Linked DNA regions of Homo sapiens: region 1 is linked to region 2. The links are chromatin loops, found by intact Hi-C in ENCODE. Cell type or tissue: tibial artery. All regions are shown on one strand.

What was found. Peaks named below come from ENCODE experiments on the same cell type or tissue, not always from the same donor. Only the 100,000 strongest peaks of a DNase experiment are listed, where the experiment ranks them.
Region 1: a loop joins it to region 2, with 4 times the contacts of the local background. A loop is called at or near these places in 70 of 110 quality-filtered maps.

The regions. Positions count from the first base shown.
Region 1 is chrX:118,648,316-118,656,315 of GRCh38, reverse strand. DOCK11 (dedicator of cytokinesis 11) reads right to left here. Exons shown (of 53, transcript NM_144658.4): 41 at 7,189-7,371; 42 at 4,239-4,352; 43 at 1,499-1,714; 44 at 1,355-1,412. Among named protein-coding and RNA genes, the nearest start is that of IL13RA1, 75 kb to the left of the region's middle. In tibial artery, no CTCF peak of the experiment used is centred here; no DNase peak of the experiment used is centred here; H3K27ac peaks cover 2,550 bases.
Region 2 is chrX:118,798,304-118,806,303 of GRCh38, reverse strand. It overlaps a transcript of IL13RA1 not described here. Among named protein-coding and RNA genes, the nearest start is that of ZCCHC12, 22 kb to the left of the region's middle. In tibial artery, no CTCF peak of the experiment used is centred here; no DNase peak of the experiment used is centred here; H3K27ac peaks cover 1,798 bases.

The DNA of each region.
Region 1 (8,000 bases), 150 kb after region 2:
TTTTAAAAAATTTATTTATTCATTTATTTATTTATTTATTTATTTATTATTTTTTGAGACAGGGTCTTGTCCTGTCACCCAGGTTGAAGTGCAGTGTCCTGGGCTCAAGCTATGATCCTACCTCACCCTCCTTCGTAGCTGGAACCACAGGCATGTGACACCATGCCCAGCTAATTTTTGTATTTTTTGTAGAGATGGGGTTTCACCATTCCTGCCAAGGCTGGTCTCAAATTCCTGGGCTCAAGTGATCCACCTACCCATGCCTCCCAAAGTGTTGACATTACAGGTCTGAGTCACCACACTCGGCCAAGAATCTTTTTAGAAAAAGATTCTCCACATGGGTGTTATATGAGGCAATCAAACACTGAGCCTCAGTGTGAAATGATAGATATACAGTTAACTGTAGGAATTCTGTAATTAAAAAATAAAACAAAATATGGTTGTGTTCGTACAGCTGAAGCCAGAGTGATATGACTCCTTTAATAAGTTGGTTTCATTTTGCCGTATTGTTACTCATTCCACTGCCTTAAAGGAAGTAGCTTGGACATTGAGATAGAGATTTCTTGGTTGCCAGCTCCATTGCCAATCAATGTTTAAACCTAACTCAACTGGGTTACTATTTGAGCAGATGCAGTTTGTTCAACAATACTGTTGAGCAGTAGCCAACAATACTGTTTATGGAAAGGGACACTTCCAAGTAGATTTCCTGAATTAGGAATCTTAAATTAGGAATCCAGGGCTGCTGGACCTAAAGCCCTTCAAGAGTATGACTCCCTTTTAGTACCCAGGTATCACTGCACTAAAGTGGCTGGAGAGACATAGTCTATGGGCAGTTTGGTGATGTTAAGACACATGACGGGGAAACAAATAATCTGTGTTATCCCGACTTGAGCCTTGAGAAGAGTTTAATTTGTGGCAGTCTTCCAGGGAGGGACAGTCTTGGAAAATAAACACTGGGCATCAGGCCTGGCCCTGTACTATTTTTTTTTTATATTTTATATTTTATTTTAAAATAGGTACAGGATCACACTCTGTTGCCCAGGCTGGTCTCAAACTCCTGGCCTCAAGCAATCCTCCAGCCTTGGCCTCCCAAAGCACTGGGATTACAGGCAAGAGCCACTGCACCTGGCCACCCTGTACTATTTAACTTTTCTTGTAATCTCTAATGAAAGCAGAAGGGACAACAAACAATCCAGTCTTCTTTTATAACAGCTTATTTTTAACACTGAATAAGGCCAAGGGTGAACATATTTTTCAGTGTTCTATTATATCATATTCATAGCTAAACTACAAAGATAAAAAACTATTATGCTAAATGAAAATCCCCCCATCTCTAAAAACAGAAATATCTTACTTTTTCGATGAAGAAACTCTGCAACTAGAGCTGCTACATGGACATAACACATCGCAGCCTGAAAAAGGATGACAGAGAAAGAACTGTCAGAACATGCTCAAGGTGTTTTGAAGGGCTGTTTAGAACAAAACTTTAAGTAGTCACCTCTGAAAAATCTCCATTTTTTACATGAATCTTGGCCATGCTATCAAGCCAGGTTTTCCTGAGCTCTGGGGTGCTTGCATAGGACTTGGCTAAGCTATACTGGAGATCAATTAGCATTTCAGGGTCTTTCTCATGCTCCTTCATTTGGGCAGTGGCCATAAGAACAGTGCGGATTCTCTTGGTCAAGTCTTTGACTTCTGCGGGAAAGGCAGTTGCCTAATTTCAAAACAAACAAAAAAGACAAGTTGAACAACAATATCGATGTGCTCTAAGGCTTGTCATCCAATGCTGAGGACATATGATTTTCACTTCCTGTTACAGTTCTTGGTATTGCATATAGTACACTGAAATAATTTTAAATAAATTATTTTTTAAATATGTAACTAGCCCAGGCTTCAAAGGCTCTAACCTTGGTGGCAGTACATTCACAGGACATAAAAGCATTAGCTCTGGAGCCAGACTACCTGGCTTTGAATCCCAGATCCTCCATTGTGAATTGCACAGCCATGGGAGTGATCTTTGTTTGCCGTTTTCTTGTAACAGTAACTAAAAACTAATAGCTTACTATGTGCCAAGCACTAGTCTGGGTTCTTTACATGTTTTAATTTTTACGACAACCCTATGAGTTAAGCACTATTATAAAAAAGTGTTTAAATGCTCGACCAAAGTCTCAAAATTGGTAAATGTTAGAGACAGGATTTTCACCCAGGCAGTCTGGCCCTAGAGCTGGTGCTCTTGGCCACTCTTCCATTCTGATAAGCATGCCTACTCCATCCACTAACTACCACATACACTAAGGTGAAAACCATACTGCAGAAATTTCTGTTTACACAAATGGGAGGTCATGAATCACAGAACGTTCCAGAAAGTTTAGAGAGATCATTAAGCTTTCAAAGTTTGTTTTTGGCACCAAGAATACCAGAGTTTCCTCTTTACCCTAGCCACTGCTAAGGAAGTCCTATTGCATCCTCTTAACCCCCACAGGAGTAATCACAATTATCTATATGATTCAGAGATGATGAGGAAGAGACAGGTACAGGGGTTAGGGAGCTTGTCAATATAAACACAATATGTGGGGGAAATGGTTTGAAACACTGCCTTCTTGGCCGGGAGCAGTGGCTCATGACTGTAATCCCAGCACTTTGGGAGGCCGAGGCAAGAGGACCACCTGAGATCAGGAGTTCGAGACCAGCCTGGCCAACATGGTGAAATCCCATTTCTATTAAAAATATAAAAAATTACCCAGGCGTGGTGGCAGGCACCTGTAATCCCAGCTACTCGGGAGGCTGAGGCAGGAAAATCACTTGAACCTGGGAGGTGGAGGTTGCAGTGAGCCAAGATCGGGCCATTGCACTCCAGCCTGGGCAACAAGAGTGAAACTCCGTCTCTAAGTAAATAAATAAATACAATAGAAATAAAAAATACCTACCTGGCTTTGACTCCCTTTAAAAATAATAATTATATACATAAAGTTCCTTTCTATACATTAATAGAGATCCCATTTACCAGGGGAAAGCTGTATCTTTTCGTAATAGGGTTTGTTGGTAATGACTGCCATAACAGAATAAAACTAAGTCATTTCATAAATGAGATATGGAAAAGAAAAAGATTTCCTATCAAGGAGAGAATATACAAGCCCCATTTACCTAGAAAAACTTACCAATCTACCTATATAACATAGTACTAAGGATGGTAACAACTGGTAAAAACAATTCCTTAGAGTATAAGCATAAGTGGTGTAACTTGTTTCTATGCTCACAAGATTAGCTGGAGCATATACTGATCCCCTGCGGAACTAGTAGAACTGGCTGGAAAGCAAACTTTCCCAGCCTGAGAGCGGCTGGCACTACACGCTGTTATTTTTCAGTACAAGCAACATTCCTATGGGAATATTTTTTGGTACTTAGATTCTACACATCCAAACATCAAATATGCTGTGACTATGAGCTTTTAATCTTTTTCAGATTTTACACAATGTTGTCAAACTGTGCTGGAAGATGACCTTTCCCAAGAATGGGGATGATTCATTCTTCTGGGAGGAAAAGTCCTATTGGCAAAGGATTCTTCTTCCCTTGTATACATGTGTCACTGAAGATCAGAACCTGCACTCTACGCAACAAAGCAACAGATGAATTTTTACAGTGCTATAAGTTTTAAGCATATAGGAAAGAAAGTGGAACAGTGGTCAGAGTCTTGGGTTTGGCCTCAGCAAAATGGTGCTTAAGAGTGACAGCCTTGGTGTTAACAGATAATTTTCAAAACTCACAAAACCATCAAATAATGAATCCCTTCTGTGCCATTTCTCATCCATTGGCAATGGATCAGGCAACTGTTAGCTATTCTAAGTGAAATTTTGTGAAATTTCAAATTCAGTGCTTTTTTAACCAATATTAAAAGTGGTGACAATTGTTAAGAAATAAAGGATCTATGTATTTTCTGAGCAAGTTTGGAAATGAAGCCCAGAAAAAAAAAATTCAGATTCGACTTGCCATAACAACTATGAATACATAGTATATTCATTCATCCATCCACTAAACTGATATTGAATATATGCTATGTACCAGGCAGTGTTCTAGGTACTAGAGATATAGTGATGTATAAGACAAAGCCCTTAACTCATAAAACTCACATTCCGTACATTCTATACTAACAAAAGTTGTGAATCCAATGACAGTTTAAGAGTTTAAACTTCCCTGATAGCAAAGGTGGTTCTAATTTATTATCTGAAATGAGAACATACCTTCATAGGTCTGTCACTATTTGCAAAATTATTGATAATGAATAAAGACTCCTGAAATCTTGATCCTCCGCTTAGTGCTACATCAGCTATCAGTTGGCTTACAGCAATTATTATCTGTGGGAAGAAGTAAATATTATTTTCCAAATAACTTTTGAACAAATGCTGTCTATGCTCATCATTTTATAAGTATATAAGCACTCACATGAAATGCTTCTTTTAAAGATTCTACACTGTACCATCATAATGTACCCTTCATACATGAGGGGTTTACATTCTTCTGCTGAAATAGTAACTTGAAAGGCCCTATTTCAAATTTTAAAGGATCTTTCTTGGTTAGACGTAAACAATTTTTCAAAACTCATAGCATAGCCAGATCTAAAACTATTTTCATAATAGTGAACTGATACAATGGTAGTCAGGTCTCCATTTTAAATATGCTTTCTAGGTTGTAGCTGTGGCAAAGGTGAGAATAAATCATGTTTTTCTTTGATGATTTCTCATTCCTTTTCACTAGTCTATTTTAGTTGGCTGGACTTCCAAGTCCAGTGCCTCAGCAACTTTCTTTGTTTTTGACCAGGGTTTACCTAGTTTAACAGAAGTTTATGGAATGGACTTTGATGGTACTTCTTATTTTTTGGGACAGGGTCTCACTCTATTGCCCAGGCTGGAATGCAGTGGTACGGTCTTGGTTCACTGGTTCACTGCAGCCTCAACCTCCCAGGCTCAGGTGATCCTCCCACCTCAGCCTCCCAAGTAGCTGGGACTACAGATGTGTGCCACCACACCTAACTAATTTTTTATATTTTTGTAGGGACAGGATTTTGCCATGTTGCCTAGGCTGGTCTCGAGCTCCTGGGCTCAAGTGATCCACCCACTTATGCCGCCCAAAGTGCTAGGATTACAGGCATGAACCACTGTCTTTGATGGGACTTTTAAATCTCTCAGTCTCCCTTGGGTGAATGCCAAAACAATTCATACTAAGATGTTAATGGCTGGATGCTTTACCACTGGTCCTAGGAAGCAAGATACAGTAATAGCCATGTGTATGGGCTCTAGAGTTGAATGCCTTAGATACAAATCTTGACTTTATCAATAATTCACTGTGTGGCTTTGGAAAAGCTATTTAACCTTTCTGTGCCTCATGTTTCTCATCTGTAAAATGCCTATGATAAAAATCCCTACTTTGTAGAGGATGAAAGAGATCATAACCATTAGAGTACTAGTTAATCCTTTATTGAGCACTTATTATGTGCCAGACAGTGTTCTAAGTCTTCATATTTATTAATTTGTCTATATTTGAATAAAAGACTTAAAGAAAACTGATGCTTTGACCCAGAAGAATCAATACCAATGGGGGAATTTCAGGTATATTGGCACACAAATTAGAACAATGTTCTAGGGGAAGGTGGGTTTCCAAATGCCATCTCATATAAAAGCAAATAGTAAAGGACCTAATGTGTAATGATGGCTGACTCTAACATGCAAAAGTAATTATATAGCAGACTTTTACAGGAAGCATACACAGTATTCCTATTAGATTTTCACATTATTGATGACATTTTTCAACAAGCTGCTTATGGTTGTTTCCCCACTAATAATCTTATCTCCAGTAAACAACTCTAATGGGACAGACCATGACAGTAAAGATATAAATAGGACCAAGGATTTCCCATATTACAATGAAGGCTACTGAGTCAAGCAGTCCCAATTGTGGTTTAGTTCAGAGCTATTTCATCCAATAAACCCAAAAGTATGGAGATGTTGAATAATAACTATCATGTAGGAAGTATCTATCTTGTGCTACACATTGTGTCAGGCACTATAGGCACTATACACGCCTTATTTTAATCCTCAGGGTAACTCTGCAAAGTGAAATACTCAGTCTCATTTCACAAATAAGGGAACAGGTTCAGTCAGATTGAGTGACTTGCTTAGGGTCACAGGGCATGTAAGGATTTAAGCTATGATTTAAGTGCAGGTAGGCCTGATTCCAAAGTCAATGCTTTCCACTAAACCTTGACACATCTCTCATTTTTAAAATAAGTGGGCATACTGGAGCATGAAAAACATAAACTGTGTTATCTGTTCTGTAAAATCTAACAAGCTTGTTATTTAATCATCTCATTTAATCCTCATAAAAATCCTATGAGCTAGGTAACAATATTTACCCCACCAGATTTGCAGAAACTGAGGCACTGAGAGGCTAAGGAAGTAACTTGCTCCAGGTCACATAGTATGTGGCAGTCCTCAAATTTAAACTAGAGACTGGGCACGGTGGCTCATGCTTGTAATCGCAGCACTTTGGGAGGTTAAGGTGGGTGGATCACCTGAGGTCAGGAGTTTGAGACCAGCCTGGCCAACATGGTGAAACCCCGTCTCTACTAAAAATACAAAAATTAGCTGGGCATAGTGGTGCATGCCTGTAATCCTACTTGGGAGGCTGAGGCAGGAGAATCACTTGAGCCCGGGAGGTGGAGGTTGCAGTGAGCCGAGATCATGCCACAGCACTCCAGCCTGGGTGACAGGGCGAGACTCCGTCTCAAAAAATAAAATAAAATAAAATAAAATTTGAAATAAAGCCTATGCTCTTCTCTGCTCAGGAGCAGCTCTATTCCATAGAAATATGACACATGCCACATACGTAATTATCAATTACCTAGTAGCCACACTAAAAAGAGACTTATTTTAATATACTTAACCTAATACAGGCAACATATCATTTCAACATATAATCAATATAAAACAATTGAGATCTTCTATTTTTTTCATACTTAGTCTTCAAAAGCCATAGTATATTTTACACTTTCAGAACATCTAAATTTAGACTAGCCACACATCAAGTGCTAGATGGCCACATTGTATTGGACTGGATTGGGTGGCTCTGGATCTTGATCTAGAGGTTAAAGATTGAAGAGAAGAAAGATGAAGAGGCGCTTTTATTTTCACTGACCTGTAGATGTGTCCTCAAAAAGGTTTTCCTTTTGGTATACTCAAAGTTGTTTCTCATCAAAAGATACAAAAGTGCAGATGCTTCATTCCTGGTTGAGCTAATCTTCGATGTGCAGCACTTTAAAACCTCATAGCAAAATGCAGCACACATGTTTACTCTTCCTTTGAAAAATGCTGAAGGAAACTAAAGAACAGGGAAAACAGAAATAAGTATTTAAAATCCAATCATAAAATCAATAGAATATCAAGTGCCCTCTATATCCTCACCTAAAACTATGCTGGGGGCTTTGAGGATACAAAATCAACATAAGGCAGGCTCTGCTCTCCAGAGAGCCTGAACTAGTTAACATAAACACCAGCATGTGATAATAATAGAACTTAAGTCAGTATATAAGTTATTACAAAGATGTAGAAGTACTGAATATAAATGCTATAGATCTGAGAAGAGCTCGAGAGTCTGCAACATATTATAGTATTATATTATATCTATTATATATTATATATGTATTATATATTATATATTAATATATTATATATATTATATATTTATATATATGTATATAATATATATAATTTATGTTATATATAAATATATAAATATATATATATTACATATTAATATATTAACATATCAATATAATATATTATTATATAATAATATATTGTCTCAGCACGTTGATGTTCACAATAAAGGAACTGTTGAAATATAAAGCAAAAGAGTAAGTAATGAAAATTGACCTTCCCATTTTTAAGCCCCCATTTGAGACCCATCATTCATCATTTCAGGCATTCTTTCAAAACATATTGAGAACC
Region 2 (8,000 bases):
CAATACTGCTGCTATGAATATGGGTGTGCAAATATCCCAAGACCCTGCTTTTAATGCTTTTGCATAAATACCCAGAAGTGGGATTGCTGAGTCATATGGTAGATCTATTTCTTTTTCTTTTTTCTTTTTTTTTTCTTTTTTTCTTTTTTTTTTTTGAGACGGAGTTTCACTCTTGTTGCCCAGGCTGGAGTGCAATGGCACGATCTCAGCTCACCGCAACCTCTGCCTCCCAGGTTCAAGCAATTCTCCTGCCTCAGCCTCCCGAGTAGCTGGGATTACAGGTGCCCACCACTACGCCCGGCTAATTTTTGTATTTTTAGTAGAGACGGGGTTTCTCCATGTTGGTCAGGCTGGTCTGGAACTCCCAACCTCAGTTGATCTGCCCACCTCGGCCTCCCAACGTGCTGGGACTACAGGCGTAAGCCACCGCACCCAGCCTAGGTAGATCTATTTCTAACTTTTTGAAGAACTACCATTCTGTTTTCCATGGCTGTTGCACCATTTCACAATCCCACAAATAGCACACAAGGATTCTCATTTCCCCACATCCACACCAACACTTTCTATTTTATGGGTTTTTTTTTATAGTGGCCATTCTAATGAGCGTGAGGTGATATTCATTCACTTTTATTGCTAAGTAGTATTCCATGATGTGACTGTACCAAAAATTGTTCAACCATTCACCCACCCATTGAAGGATATCTGAGTTTTTCTAGTTTTTGTAAATTATGAATAAAACCATTATAAACATTTATGTAAAGTTTGTTGTGTGAACATATGTTTTTATTTTTCTGGGATAGAGGCCCAACAGTACAATTGCTGGACCATGTGATAGTTGCATGTTTCGTTTTTAAACAAACTGCCACTCTTTCTCAGAGTAGCTGTACCATTTTATGTACCCACAAGAAATATATGAGTGATATGATTTCTTTGCATCCTTACTATTATTGAGGTGTTGTCATTATTTTTATTTTAGCCATTCTGAGAGGTCTGTAGTAATGTTACCAAAACAGCAGGAGTTCCATCTAGGTCCTGTTTTCTCACTGCACAGAAAGGCAAACACTGAGACAATGAGTATTGCCAAGGAAGAAGGCTTTAATCAGGTGCAGCAGCCAAGGAGACAAGAGATCAGTCTCAATTCCATCTCCCTGACCAACTAAAATTAGGTGTTTGTATAGCAGGGAAGAAGTGAAACCATGTGTGGGAAAACAGGAATTAGGGAGGGATAAGGAAGAGGAGTTGGTCAACAGGAAGCAGTTGGTTTGTCAGCCAATCAAGAAGGGTGAGGGATCTGGCTTCTCACTGTCCGGATGTGGTGATTTGGTGATTTTCAGATCCCGGATACTTTCTGGGAGGCCTGATGGTTTGTTTCCTGAGAAAGGAATTCAGATAAGACAAATGTAACTTTCTCAAGTTTTAAGACTGGAAGGATCAATTTCTATGTTTATTCAAAGAGATCAGAAACATCAGCTCTGTGGGACAATTGGGTTGGTTTCATAGTCACATGGTCTGTATATTTCCCAGTGGTATTCAAGCCAGCAACTTATAGAAAACTGCATGATCAAGTGTAAACTCAGCAGATTTACAAAGCACACACTTGACCACAGATAATTTTTCTCAACCTAACATTCAGACCCATAAGCCTATTTTTCCACCTTGCTTTAAAATTTTCAGTGCATTGTAAAATATCAGAAAAGGATTGCCCCATATTGGTCTTAATTAATCCATGCTGAAGTACTCTCTTTTAGTATCACATTTCCAATTTGTTTATATTGGTCCTTATCATGTGGGAAAAAATTACACAACACAGATATGCTCTGTACTACCATTTGCAAAAACATTCCGTAGACATATTAGAAGTTGGCATTTGTGTGTGTGTGTGTGTGTGTGTGTGTGTGTGTGTGTGTGTATGCATGGCTGTGTTTTTTTTCTGTTTTAAGGAAGACTATGTCTTGGTTGTGTGAGAACTTCTAAGCTTCAAGGCCAAACTTCAGTTTTCACTTCCTTCACAGATGTCTGACTACGCTTATAAAGAATTTCCAGAATTTGTTGGGCACTGTGGCTGACGCCTGTAATCCCAGCACTTTGGGAGGCTGATGCAAGTGGATCACTTGAGGTCAGGAGTTCGAGACCAGCCTGGCTAACGCGGTGAAACCCCGTCTCTACTAAAAATACAAAAATTAGCCAGGCGTGGTGGCGGGCGCCTGTAATCCCAGCTACTTGAGAGGTTGAGGCAGGAGAATCACTTGAACCCAGGAGGCAGAGGTTGCAGCGAGCCGAGATCGCACCATTGCACTCCAGCCTGGGCAACAAGAGCAAAACTCTGTCAAAAAAAAAAAAAGAAAGAAAGAAAGAAAGAAAAAAGAAAAAAAAGAGAGAGAGGAAGGAAGGAAGGAAGGAAGGAAGGAAGGAAGGAAGGAAGGAAGGAAGGAAGGAAGGAAGGAAGGAAAAGAGAAAACAAGAAGAATTTCCAGAATCCAATGGGATGCTAAACAAATTTTTAGTCAAAGCAATCTGGAAGGGAAAAAGAGCTACTTTGTGGCAGCAGGGCTGTATTCATTCCTAAATGCCAATGTAGTACGATTTTAAAGGCCAAACAATCATTTGTTCCCAAATTCTCACCCCTGTATATTACAAAGCATCATTATTTAAAAAATCACCGTGAGCCTTATTGGATCCTGATTCAAGCAAATTGTAGGAAAAAAAGACTTATGAGACAATTGGGGAAATGTAAACACTGACTAGATAATTGAGAATATTAAGCAATTATTGTTTAGTTTTAAAGTGTGATAATGGTATTGCAGTTTTTTAAAACAAAAAGGGTCCTTAGTTTGTAGAGATATATACTAAAGTATTTACAGATGAAATGATGTGATGTCTGGGACTTGCTTAAAAATAATTCGTCATGTAGGAAGTAGGAAATGGGTGGCAGTATAAATGAAATAAGATTGACCATTTTGATAATTGTTGAAGCTAGTTGATGGGTATATGACCATTCACTGTAACAGTCTCCTTACTTCTATATATGTTTGAACTTTCCCATAATATTTTTTTAATCCACCATAAAAGTGGTAGCATGGTTTGGGGAGGCTCCTTGTAATATGAATTTTATCCAGAAATGGTAACCCACAAACTTCTTAGCCCTCCTTGGCTACATTAGCAAAGATGAATTGATCAAACATCTTATGAGGCAGAGGCCACAAGGAACAGGAAATGAGGCAGGACAAGTCTGAAAAGAGGAAGTTAAGAAAGGCTTGGAACATGGACTCTTGCCAGAGTGGACAAGCTATTGCCAACCACTGAACGAAAGGGTTTGAAGTGTAGCAGCTGGAGAGAGGATGCTAAAAGAAAGTAGTAGCCTCCTTAGGGGGAAGGTGTCTTGTATATGCATGTTGGTGGGGGATAGTGGGGTGGAGCTTGAATGTTCAAGGCTGTAAAACAAACTCACCCTTTGATTAGAGCTATCTTTGTCTCCCTTTGGAAACATCATGAAAATAAGACATGTAGAACTGATTCTTAATCCAAATCTCAAGTCAAACAATAACTCAGAATAATTTTCTGTTTTTTCCCCCATTTTCAAATCTACAAGTCTTAGGTCAGCTGCTTGTTTTCTATAGCTGTTTCCATTATTTTCCCAAAACAATCAAAAGTTACTATTTTATTGATTGCGAATGTTAGACCTAAAGGAGCCCTTGTAGATCACTTACTCCTTTTTTTTCACAAGTGAGCAAACTGAAGCTCAGAGAAAGAAAGAAACTTGCCCTGCATCATACAGTACCTAGCTAGCACAGTGCTGGCACATGGTAGACACTCAATAAATATCTGTTGAATCCAGGGTTGATACATAACCTACCAAGTAATTATAGCCAGCATCTGACCTGACTGGTTGGTGCCCATGTCACATAGCTTTAACATCGCCCCCCAACTGAACAGATGAAGGAATGAAAATAAAGTAGTAAAGCCAGATTGTTCTTGACTTGCAGACATTCTTTTTCTGTAATTCTAGTTCTAGTCTTCATGGGGCCCTAAGTGGGCAGGCAGGGCCACCTTTGGCTGCAAAGCTTACAGAGAATCCAGGCCTCCTCTGGACTCGATGTTTGTTAATTGTCCATTAGCCTCCTCAGTGCTCCTAGGTACTGGCCAGCCTTATTTGGGGCTGCATAGCAGGCAGAGTGTACGGCAACCCTCACATGTTAAAGGTTTGATCTGCACTCTCATCCTAACAAAGTAATTAATTGGGGCTCCAAACTACCTATTTCACTGTCAGGGAGTGGATACCCAGCATTATTTTTCCAGTTCTCATCTACCCCAGGGATGAGGGGAGAGTGGAAAAAAGAAAAGAAAAAAGAAAAAAAATACTTTTAAGTGTTTGTAGAAGCATAAATAAGAATTAATGTTGCTAACTGGATTTATACCATAGAATTTTTTTCTAAAAACAGTATAATTGGAAAATGCCATGTCATTACAAATTCACTACAATGAAGGCAAATATTATAGTATGATATTGTAAACCAAGATTGTCATTTTCACATGAGGAGGGACAAGAAATTGGTTCCAGAATAACAGTATGTGCAACCACAACTACCATTTATTAAAGTTCACTGTGCTAAGCATTTTACATTTTATTTCACTGACACCTCACAGCAACGCTAGGTGGTAGGTCCTTTTATCAGCATTTTACAGATGAGGACTGAGCCTCAGGTAGATCAAGTTAAGAAAATCTCCCAAAAAGCAGAACCAAAAGACAAATAAAGGGAACATGGGAGAAAAAAGATACGAAAATTACAGAATCAGTCCAGGATGTCCAATGTACAACTAATAGGAATCCTAGAGATAAAGAAAACACAAGGGAAGCTATTGTGTGAGAAATAATAGAAAGCAATGTCTTAAAAATGAAGCATGAGATTTTAGATTGAAAGGGCTCACAAAGTCCAGCCCAGTAAATGGAAGAAGATCCACAATAAGGCATATCATTAAAATTTAAAACACCAAGAGAAAAGAGGCCAAGAGAAAACCTTGCAGATAAAAGTTACATGTAGAAAATTAGAAATCAGACATTTCTAAAGCAACACTAGAAGCAACAACACATCGGAATAATGCTTTCAACATTCTCAGAGGAAATTGTTTCCAATTAGTAATTCTTCACCTAGTAAAAATTTTAATCATGTGTGAAGATTATATTTAGACAAAAAATGATTTTACAAAAATCATCTTGGCTGGGAGCAATGGCTCATGCCTGTAATCTCAGCACTTTGGGAGGCCATAGTGGGAGGATTGTTTGAGCCCAGGAGTTCAACATCAGCTTGGGCAACACAGGGAGACCCCCATCTCTACAAAAAAATAAAAATTAACAGCTGAGCATGGTGGCAAGTGCCTGTAGTCCCAGCTACTCGGAAGGCTGAGGTAGGAGAACCGCTTGAACCTGGGAGGTGGAGATTGCAGTGAGCCGAGCTCGCATTACTGCACTCCAGCCTGCATGATAAAAGTGAGACCCTGTCTCAAAAAAAATAAATAAAATAAAATGAATGAAACTTAGCTGGGCATGGTGGTATGTGCCCATAGTCCGAGCTAATTGGGAGGCTGAGGTGGGATGATCACTTCAGCCCGGAAGGTCGAGGCTGCAGTGAGCCGTGATCATGCCACTGTCCCGAATTGGTGGGTTCTTGGTCTCCCTGACTTCAAGAATGAAGCCGCGGACCCACGCCGTGACTGTTACAGCTCTTAAGGTGGCGCGTCTGGAGTCTGTCCCTTCTGATGTTCAGATGTGTTCCGAGTTTCTTCCTTCTGGTGGGTTCGTGGTCTCACTGGCTAATGAGTGAAGCTGCAGACCTTGGCGGTGTGTGTTACAGCTCTTAAGGTAGCGCGTCTGGAGTTCTTCGTTCCTCCCGGTGGGCTCGTGGTCTCGCTGGGCTCAGGAGTGAAGCCGCAGGTCTTCGCAGTGAGTGTTACAGCTCATAAAAGCAGCGTGGACCCAAAGAGTGAGCAGTAGCAAGATATTGCAAAGAGTGAAAGAAGTGGAAGGGGACCCGCGCGGGTCGCCACTGCTGGCTCAGGCAGCCTGCTTTTATTCTCTTATCTGGCCCCACCCACATCCTGCTGATTGGTAGAGCCCAGTGGCCTGTTTTGTCAGGGCACTTATTGGTACGTTTACAATCCCTGAGCTAGATACAAAGGTTCTCTACCTCCCCATTAGATTAGTTAGATACAGACTTTGGATACACAGGTTCTCCAAGGCCCCACCAGAGCAGCTAGATACAGAGTGTCAATTGGTGCACTCACAAACCTTGAGCTAAACACAGGGTGCTGATTGGTGTGTTTACAAACCTTCAGCTAGATACAGAGTGCCGATTGGTGTATTTACAATCCCTGAGCTAGACATAAAGGTTCTCCAAGGCCCCACCAGAGCAGCTAGATACAGAGTGTCGATTGGTGCACTCACAAACCTTGAGCTAAACACAAGGTGCTGATTGGTGTGTTTACAATCCCTGAGCTAGACATAAAGGTTCTCCAAGGCCCCACCAGAGCAGCTAGATACAGAGTGTCGATTGGTGCACTCACAAACCTTGAGCTAAACACAAGGTGCTGATTGGTGTGTTTACAATCCCTGAGCTAGACATAAAGGTTCTCCAAGGCCCCACCAGAGCAGCTAGATACAGAGTGTCGATTGGTGCACTCACAAACCTTGAGCTACACACAGGGTGATGATTGGTGTGTTTACAATCCCTGAGCTAGACATAAAGGTTCTCCACATCCTCACCAGAGCAGCTAGATACAGAGTGTCGATTGGTGCACTCACAAACCTTGAGCTAAACACAGGGTGCTGATTGGTGTATTTACAATCCCTGAGCTACATACAAAGACTCTCCACGTCCCCACCAGACTCAGGAGCTCAGCTGGCTTCACCTCGTGGATCCCGCACAGGGGCTGCAGGTGGAGCTGCCTGCCAGTCCTGCACTGTGCGCTCGCATTCCTCAGCCCTTGGGTGGTCAATGGGACTGGGCGCCGTGGAGCAGGGGGTAGTGCTCGTCCGGGAGGCTCGGGCCGCACAGGAGCCCATGGAGTGGGTGGGAGGCTCAGGCATGGAGGGCTGCAGGTCCCGAGCCCTGCCCCGCGGGAAGGCAGCTAAGGCTCGGTGAGAAATCGAGCACAGCGCCGGTGGGCCGGCACTGCTGGGGGACTCAGTACACCCTCCGCAGCCATTGGCCCGGGTGCTAAGTCCCCCATTGCCCGGGGCCAGCAGGGCTGGCTGGCTGCTCCGAGTGCGGGCCCCGCCAAGCCCATGCCCACCCGGAACTCCAGCTGGCCCACAAGCGCCTCACGCAGCCCCGGTTCCCGCTCGTGCCTCTCCCTCCACACCTCCCTGCAAGCTGAGGGAGTGGGCTCCAGCCTTGGCCAGCCCAGAAAGGGGCTCCCACAGTGCAGCGGCGGGCCGAAGGGCTCCTCAAGTGCCGCCAAAGTGGGAGCCCAGGCAGAGGAGGCGCCGAGAGCGAGCGAGGGCTGTGAGGACTGCCAGCACGCTGTCCCCTCTCACCACTGTACTCTAGCCTGGGCAATAGAATGAGACCCTGTCTGAAAAAAATAAAAATCACCTCCCATGCAACCTTTCTAAGGAACTTAGTAAACGGTGTGGTCCAGCAAAACCAGGGCATAATCCAAGAAGGGGGACAACTGGGAATGCAGGAAACAGAAGCTGGAAGTGGAGGGAATTCCCAGGATGGCAGCTAGGTGCTCGGCCTAGAGAACAACCATTTCAGGATGGATCAGGAGGGCAGCAAACTCTAAAGAGGGCTGTCTCCCCCCAAAAATTCATGAAACTCATGGATTACCTAACATGTTTGATCATATTGAGTGAAGTGTTATGGTTCTTCAGAAAAGTTTGGGATTGAACTCATGACAGGTACATACAAAAATAAATCAAAGAAAGGGAGACAATATGGGGAAAAGTTTGGGATTGAACTCATGACAGGTACATAAAAAAATAAAGGGGAGACAATATGGGG